Linked DNA regions of Homo sapiens: regions 1 and 2 are each linked to region 3. The links are chromatin contacts, found by Hi-C or POLR2A ChIA-PET in ENCODE. All regions are on one chromosome and are shown on one strand. Each heading gives the region's core, a stretch centred on a gene start or an enhancer-like site at or near the end of the contact. The rest is flanking DNA. Distances are from core to core; before and after follow the strand shown.

Region 1 (2,700 bases), core at 157-2,656, 760 kb after region 3:
TCCTGGGCCCACAAGTTCACTGTGGTTGCATAATCCACACAAAGATTTTCCCTGAAAATTAGGCCTTAAATATATTGCTTAAGTTAGCAATAATAATGTTCAGTGAGCACTTACAGTGTTGGGTGCTGTATTAATATTCACAATAGGAAGTACTATTATTATCTACATTTTATAGATGAAAAATTAAAACAGAGAGAGGTAATATTCCCAGAGCCCCTATCTACTATAGCCACAATATTTAGCTGAAGGAAAGGAATCCAACACTTTATCTTCCACAATCTGTTTTCATGGACTCAGAGAATATAAAGGCCTGGAAAAGGCCTTAGAGATAACTGAGTGTACTCTTTTATTTTACAGATCAGAAAACAGACCTGGAGAGGGGTTAGGGTTTATTTGCTCCAGTCCCAGGGAAGATCATGAGTGAGCCCCCAAACTCCCACTTTTCGGGCTTCTCCCATAACATATCCCCTTTCTTCCCTCACAGAAGAAATCACTCTCCTGAATTTATCTTTTTTTTTTTTTTTGAGACGGAGTTTCGCTCTTCTTGCCCAGGCTGGAGTGCAATGGCGCAATCTCGGCTCACCGCACGCAACCTCTGCCTCCAGGGTTCAAGCGATTCTCCTGCCTCAGCCTCCCTAGTAGCTGGGATTACAGGCATGTGCCACCACGCCGCGCTAATTTTTTTTTTTTTTTTTTTTTTTTTTTTTTTTTTTTTTTTTTTTTTTAGCAGAGACGGGGGTTTCTCCATTTTGGTCAGGCTGGTCTCGAACTCCGGACCTCGAGTGATCCACCCGCCTCTGCCCCCACAGACTGCTGGGATTACAGGCGTGAGCCACCGCGCCCGGCCTTCTTGAATTTATCTTAATCATTTTTTTGATTTTCAATTCTCCGTAAGTATGCCCATTTTCTTCTCTTCTTGCTACCATTTTTACTGAAAGAAATAAAAAGGGAAAGAGAAAAAAGTGAGAAGGGCAGCTAAGAAGGTAAAAGGGTAGGGAGGAAGGGAAGAAACAGAGAAAGAAAAGTCCCGTCTGCCTGTGGATTAACGTGAAACTGAATAACTCAACTGCTAGAATCCTGGTTTGAGCGTCAAGATGTCTGAGGTCAAGTCCAATCCCTGTGACACTCTCAGTCTCGCCTCCTGGCAATTAAGTTTCCCCAACTATAAACCCATATATCTACATCCACCAGATCCCGCGAAAGCGGTTTCCCCTCATCAAAGAAGTCCGCCCAGGCCTCCAAAACCATCCCTTTATTCTCAACCAACATGGCGACTGAGGGTGACGTCAACTTCCGTCGCCTTCACCCTACTCCCTTCCCCTAGGGGGCGGCGAGCCTCAATGACGGCTGCGGCCGGGGCGCATGCGCGGCGGCGGGGCCCGGCCCGCGGCGGCGGCAAAGGGGCGGAGGGGTTCGCTGCCAGCAATTGCCAAGCTGCTGCGGTCGTGGCGGGATGGTATAGCCGGGCCTGAGGGCGGGCGGCGGGGCGCGGGCGGGGGCGAGGCGGCCGGGAAGGGCCGACGCCGCCTGACTGGCTTGGGAGCAGCGGCAGCAAGCTGAGGGGGCGTCGCCGCCGCCGGCCCCCGGCGCCGCCGCGGGAGGCCGCGCCCGCCATGGCGGCCCGGGCGGTGCTGGACGAGTTCACTGCGCCAGCTGAGAAGGCGGAGCTGCTGGAGCAGAGCCGCGGCCGTATCGAGGGCCTGTTTGGCGTGAGCCTAGCCGTGCTCGGCGCGCTAGGGGCTGAGGAGCCGCTGCCCGCGCGCATCTGGCTGCAGCTCTGCGGGGCGCAGGAGGCGGTGCACAGCGCCAAGGTGAGTCCGGCCGCCGCCCCCGCGCGCCCGCGGCCTCGATCGGTCCGGGTCTCCGGGCTCCCGCTCCTCCCCGCCCCCGCCGTCCGCCGCGATGCGCCTGGGTTGGGAACGCAGTCTCGGGAGCCAGCGAACGTGCCTTTTCGGCTCGCGAGCCATGTGACCTTGGATAGCGGCTTGATCCCCGGAGCCTCAGTTTCCCCATTTGTAAAGTGGCGCTGACGAAAGTACCTACCTCAGAGGGCTGTCGCGAGGATGAAAGTGGGGGATGTGTATGAAGCGCAGGCACAGCGTGTGGCACGGATCGGGTGCGCTGCGCATGTCGCCTGTTGTTGTCAGTTCCCCGGCCCCCAGGATGGTACGCAAGGCCTGTTGCTGGGCCCGCAGCCTCGTCCACCACCTAAGCCTTTATCCCCCAGTCCCGGGCCTCCACTACTGCAGTTCTGAGCCTTTTTGGGATCTCAGTTCCTCTTGAGAATCGGAAAAAAACTATTAATAGTAATAAAACGCTCGGAGAATGTCAGAAAGAAAGGATTTATGTTTACCTATTTTTTTCTATTTGAGACAGGGTCTCACTCTGTCACCCACAGTGGAGTGCAGTGTGGCGCGGTCTCAGTTCACTGCAGCCTCGACTTCCCGGGCTCAAGTGATCCTCCCACCTCAGCCTCCCGAGTAGCTAGTACTATAGGAGCGCGCCACCACGCCCGGCTCATTTTTTTTTTTTTTTTTGGTAGGGGATTTCACTATGTTGCCCGGGCAGGTCTCGAACTCTTGGACTCAAGTCATCCTCCCATCTCGGTCACCCAAAGTGCTGGGACTACACGCGGGAGCCACCCCGGCCGGATATTTAATATGTTAACAAAAAATAGCGTTATTCTTTGTATTGATATTA
Region 2 (3,007 bases), core at 72-2,571, 910 kb after region 3:
GCAGGGGTATAGGGGAAAGGGAATGAGGGAGGTTGAAATGGACAAACCAATTCTGGAATTTATGTGAAAATACAAAGGGCCAAGAATAGTTAGGAAAGTCTTGAAAAATAAAAACAAAGTTGAAGGATTTGGACCATAGTAGTTTCTTCTTATCTGTGAGGGTTATGTTTCAAGACCCCTGGTGGATGCCTGAAATCACAGATAATAGCAAAACCTATATATACTATGGTTTTTTTTTTCTGTTATATACCTATAATAAAATTGACTTACAAATTGGTCCCATTAAGAGATTAACAACAAAAACTAATAATAAAATAGAACAATTATAACAATATATAGGAATGAAAGTTATGCGAATGTGGTCTCTCCTTCTCAAAATATATCATTGTTCTGTACCTTGAGTAACATAAACCATGGAAAGAGGAACTGTAGACAAGGGGGTACTACTGGGCAATAACTAAAATAGCCCAGTATTAATGCAAAGACAGGCAAACAGGCCAATGTGAAATAACAGAGTGTCCAGAAACAGCACACACATATACAGACAAGACAAAAAATAACACGTTAGCACAGCGGGGAAGAGGTGGGTCTTTTCTATTAGTGGTGCTGGGTCAGCTGAATAACCATATAGGAGGAAAAAGAGTGAATCTTGACTCTTATCTCATACCATACACAAAAATCAAATCCAGATAGGCGCTGAATGTGAAAGGTGAAACAATAAAGCTTTTAGAAACTGGCGTAGAAAAATATATTTATGTCCTTATTTTAGGCAAAATGTATTAAGCAGGACACGAAGAAGCACAAATCATAAAAGAAAAGTAGATAAATTGGACTATATTAAAGAGTATCTGTTTATCAAACAAACTATTAAGAGAGTAAAAAGGAAAGCTATTGGAATGGGAAAAGATTTCTTGCATCTGGGTATGGTGGCTCATGCCTATCATCCCAACACTTTCAGAGGCCAAGGCAGAGGGATCGCTTGAGCCCAGGAGTTTAAGACCAGCCTGGACAGCATAGCAAGACCCTTTCTCTACAAATAGATAAATAAATATTTTTAAAAATATTTTTGCAATACATATAACTGACAAAGATCTAATATCCAAAATGCATAAAGAACTGCAAATTCATAAGAAAAAGATTAACAACTCAACAGAAAAAAAGCAAATGTCTAGAACACAAAGGATGTTCCAGACAAATGGCCAAGAAACTTGTTTAAAAAGTGTTAATCCTCATTAGTCATCAGTGAATCACAAGTTAAAACCACAGTGAGATATCCACCCACCAGTATACTCAAAATTGACATGACACGTCACTTGCTGGCAAATATGTGGTGGAACTGAAACTCCCAAACACCATTGGTAGAAATGTAATCTGGTACAACTTTGGAAAATGGTTTGGCACTATCAAAGCCAAATGTAAGTGGCCAGGCACAGTGGCTCACGCCTGTAATCCTAGCACTTTGGGAGGCCAAGATGGGTGGATCACTTGAGGTCAGGAGTTTGAGACCAGCCTGGCTAACATGGTGAAACCCCGTCCTACTAAAAATACAAAAATTAGCTGGGCGTGGTGGCGGGTGCCTGTAGTCCCAGCTACTCTGCAGGCTGAGGCAGGAGAATCGCTTGAACCCAGGAGGCAGAGGTTGCAATGAGCCAGGATTGTGCCACTGCACTCCAGCCTGGGCGACAGAGTGAGATTCTGTCTCAAAAAAGAAAAAAAACAAAAGGCTAAATGTAAATAAACCCTTTAACCAGCTAGGTATATACCTAATAAAACTGGCACATTTACACACGAAAAGGCATGTGTGAGAATATCTACAGTGACATCGTTTTTCATAGACAAAGATGAAAACAATCCAAATAGTCATAAACAGAAAAATAGATCAACAATGTGTGTATATTCGTACAATAAAATACTATGCAGAAAGGAATATGAGGGACAGCTAGTACACCCAGCTGCATTTCATAATGTTGAGTGAAAGAAGCTAAACATAAAAGAGGCCATGCTTTATGGTTCCACTGATGTAAAGTTCAAACAAAATCAAACTCATTTCTGGTGTCGGAAGTCAGAAGAGTGGTCCCCTGAGAAGAAAAGTGGCTGAGGGTGCAAGAGACCAGCTTCTGGGCTCCCACAAATTTGTGCATCTGACTGGGCATCACATGAGGGTGCTCGCTTTGAGAAAACTCATCAAGTTATGCCTTCTCTATGTTTATGTTCAATAAATAAGCGTGGGGTTTTTTGTTGCTTGTTTTTGTTTTTGTTTTTTTTGTACAGATGGGGTCTCACTAAGTTGCCCAGGCTGCTTTTGAACCCCTGGACTCAAGCAATCCTCTCACCTTGGCCTTCCAAAGTGCTGAGATTACAGGTGTGAGCCACTGCACCCGGCCTAAATAAGCTTTTTTTTAATGAATGTAGCTTATACACACCAGTCTTTGGTAAATCTAAAAATACACTTATAGATGCACAAATAACCAAAAAAAATCTTACCTTTGTCCCTTTCTTACACAGGCTGGGGTCCTAGCCCTGCTTACAAATCTCCACCATCTTCTCAACACTGTGCTAGAGTTTTCAGCAGAAACCTCGTGCATATTTACAAAATAGTCTGTCAAACATTTCAACTCCTACAAATTCCAGAAAACCAGTTGTATAGAGTCAAAATCAAAATCCAAGTTAGGGCTCAGCCAGAAGACTCTGTTACTCAAAAATAAGATCACATACCCCGACTTGTTTTTTGAATTTTTTCATGGACTTTTCCCCTTATCATCAGCATGTTTAAATCCACCGTATCTCCTTTAACAGCTATGTAATAATCTATTTTATAACTTTACAGTATTTTACTTAACAATCCCCTTTTAAAGGACATTTAGGTTGTTTCTAGCTTTTTGCTTTTATAAAAATGTTCCAGTGACTATTCAAGCACATACATCATTCTCATTTGATGATTTATCCTTTCATTTGAATAAGTTATCTGGGGCCAGGCACAATGGCTCACACCTGTAATCCCAGCACT
Region 3 (2,729 bases), core at 203-2,702:
ATGTAGATGAAGTCTCCAGGTAGCAGGCTTCAGAGAGAATAGATGGTAAATGTCTCTTGTAGACCTTAAAAGGTATCTGACTCTTAGCTAATTTCTTCTAGATCAGGGATAGGCCTGGCTGCATTAACGGAGGTTCTTTACAGATGCAAGCGTTCCCCTACAAAAGATGGCTTTGCAGGGCCATTTCAAAATATGTCAAAGAAAAATCTCTTGGGATAAAATAGTTTCATTTCCTTCAGGGTCTTCTATCTGTCATGTGATGCTATACCAGCGTCAGGCTGGAATTTGGTATCTTATTGCCAAAGAATCTGTTTTGTGAAACTTGGGATCTCTATTTTAATGTTAATTCTGGTCAGTTGTGCCTAAACTCCATAAAGGAGGGACTATACTGAGGCGTATTCAATCTTCCTTCTTACCAAGGCCAGGAATTCAATTTTTCAGGTTTCTCTTGTCCCAGAGAGGTCTGTACAGTCAATTAGGGGGACTTAGGATTTTATTTTTGGCTTACAAAGGTAATCCCCCAAATTTCCTAAATGTCTTTTCGGGAATGGTACAACCCCACTGAAAACTAACAGCATAATCAAAACTGTCTAGACTCTATTTCTGCAGTTCTTGTGGGGGGCAAGTTCTGTTTTGAAAGTTTTCCATGGCTGAAAGTTTATCTTCCAAGGTCTATTTTTTCCCTGAACATTCATGCAAACAAATCAACTTTGAAAGAGAAATGCACTTTCCTCAAAGGATATTAAACTTGGGCTGAAAAGCTTTATTACATTTTTTCTGACTAGAACACCTCAGAGACACTGGTGGTGGAAGGGAAACAGAAGCCCAGGTTAGTTTCCCAAGGGGAAGGAGAGGCAGAGTGGGTCTGGAGTGGCTTGGCCCAGGGACTAGAAGGCACTTTTGCTGGGCTCCTGGCCTTGTGGGATAAGGGTGTATTTAGAAGGCATCAAAGTCAAACCATGATGTTAGTTATGTCTCCAAGAGTAGAAACTTTCTTCCAATGATCTGGGTTCTTTAATCTCTCAGATACCCTCCCATTTCACAAATGGCTGCTATTATTAAACTTGAGAAATATCCCTGGCTTTTCTTATTTTTCCTTCTTTCTAATTTCCAAATTCAAACTGAAGTAGAAGCTCTTTTATGGCCTAGTCTCTCCAAGAAACATTTTCTAATTTTTATCCTGAAATCCTTCTACTGAATGTACAATGCACATTGATAGAATAAAAACTTCAGCTGAATTAAATTTAAAAGAGTTTAATTGAGCAATGAAGGATTTGTGAATCAGGCGGCCTCCCAAGCCAGAGTAGGCTCTAAGACTCCAGCACAGCCACATGGCAGAAGAAGATTTATGAACAGATAAAGGAAAGCAACATACAGAAAACAGAAGTGAAATACAGAAACAGCTGGGTTGGTTATAGGTTGGCATTTGCCTTATTTGAATATGGTTTGAACAGTTGGCTACATTTGATTGCCAAAACTCAGTAATTGGCACAAGTGTAGGCTACGGTCTGTTTACACTTCCATTTGTTACAGTTCATGATGTACAGAAAAACGTTTAGGCCAAAACTTAAAATATGTAAGGAGGGAGCTTTAGGCTAAACTTGACTTAACAACATTGATATTTATTAATGTCTACCTTATACTTAATTGCATTCCATTCATGCTATTATTCATGAGGCTTTGAGAGTAAAGACCACACCTGGTTCATTTCCACATCACCTGGGGTGTCAAGCACAGGGTCTGCCACATAGAAGGTGCTTGACAACTATTTTTTGCTATAATAAACAAATAGCAAATCAATGTGTAAATGAATGACTGAATTATTCAAATGAAACATTGAGTAGATAAAACCAGTGAGGGCATCAATCATTGAGTTAAGGTTAGAATGAATCACTGTATCAATATCTGTACTAGTCAAAGCATTTTTAGATGCCGAGAACAGAAACCTACTCAGACTAGCCCAAGTAAAAATAGCACTAGGAGAGGGCAGGCTATTGCTTAACAACTCAACACAGTGTTTCTCTGTTGAGAAGGAAGGAAGTTTCCACAAGGACATAGAAGTAATGATACCGTGTGAACTGGGCTGGAAAGCCCACACCCAAAATGTCTACTGGAAAATTTTACTGATAATCTTACAACTCAAGGCTCCAGGGTACACAGCTGGGCCTCAGGGTACTAGAACCAGAAACAAAACAGATGGGAGCCAAGGCTGAGGGCTCCACATCCCTCTCATTCCTGTCCATCTGTCTGTCTAGCTGTTGTGCCTTCTCTCCTTGTATTCTGGCTCTCTGCTTTTGTCTGTATCACAATCAGTGTCTTCTAGATCATTTTACCTACATCCTTTCTTTACAAGACATTTCAGCGTAGGCGCCTGCCACTGTAACAGTGAAAAGGAGGTCTAGCATGACTAACTCTATTTTGCTTCTAATCTCCCTCCTTAGGTGATGATTATCTTTTAGGTTACCTGCTTTTGCTTACTTCTGTATGTAGGCCAAGCCAAGTAAGGGAGGAATTTTAGCTCATAGTTTACCTTTAAAGCAAGGATGACAATAGCCCCTTCCCAAAACTAACCCCTGAGTAGATAAGGAGGGTGTACACATGGTTAATACTGTTGTGTTAAAGATTTACAGGAGCATCGTGACCTAACCGAGGACAGTGAAAGTTACCCTTGCTGGTGCACAGATATCTGTGGTCATCAGTAACCTTTTGACCACCACCCTCTCCTTCAC

The links. Hi-C counts contacts between places; a loop is a spot of excess contacts on that map. ChIA-PET counts read pairs that join two places held with the same protein, here RNA polymerase II (POLR2A). Pooled maps may share reads with other maps.
Region 1: a loop to region 3 is called in a pooled map, with 7 times the contacts of the local background. The contact joins the promoter of N4BP1 here to the enhancer-like site in region 3. A Hi-C loop is called at or near these places in 2 of 37 single-sample maps with no recorded cell type and 2 of 50 pooled maps. POLR2A ChIA-PET finds 5 or more read pairs at or near these places in 1 of 52 experiments (OCI-LY7).
Region 2: a loop to region 3 is called in a pooled map, with 19 times the contacts of the local background. The contact joins two enhancer-like sites. A Hi-C loop is called at or near these places in 2 of 37 single-sample maps with no recorded cell type and 3 of 50 pooled maps. POLR2A ChIA-PET finds 5 or more read pairs at or near these places in 1 of 52 experiments (PC-3).

What each region holds. Positions count from the first base shown.
Region 1 is chr16:48,608,886-48,611,585 of GRCh38, reverse strand. It overlaps N4BP1 (NEDD4 binding protein 1), which reads left to right and starts at 1,406. Exons shown (of 7, transcript NM_153029.4): 1 at 1,406-1,811. The coding sequence starts at 1,614. It overlaps LOC124903687 (a long non-coding RNA gene), which reads right to left and starts at 1,276. Exons shown (of 2, transcript XR_007065063.1): 1 at 1,068-1,276; 2 at 373-931. RefSeq lists enhancers at 1,136-1,215, 1,226-1,275, 2,226-2,275 and a silencer at 1,316-1,915.
Region 2 is chr16:48,456,830-48,459,836 of GRCh38, reverse strand. No RefSeq gene overlaps it. Among named protein-coding and RNA genes, the nearest start is that of SIAH1, 73 kb to the right of the region's middle. Within about 2 kb of position 1,321, at least 10 of the 41 ENCODE cell types and tissues checked have a DNase peak (open chromatin) inside an H3K27ac peak, as active enhancers do.
Region 3 is chr16:49,365,539-49,368,267 of GRCh38, reverse strand. No RefSeq gene overlaps it. Among named protein-coding and RNA genes, the nearest start is that of C16orf78, 6.9 kb to the left of the region's middle. Within about 2 kb of position 1,452, at least 2 of the 41 ENCODE cell types and tissues checked have a DNase peak (open chromatin) inside an H3K27ac peak, as active enhancers do; they include OCI-LY7, where a contact is called at or near this core.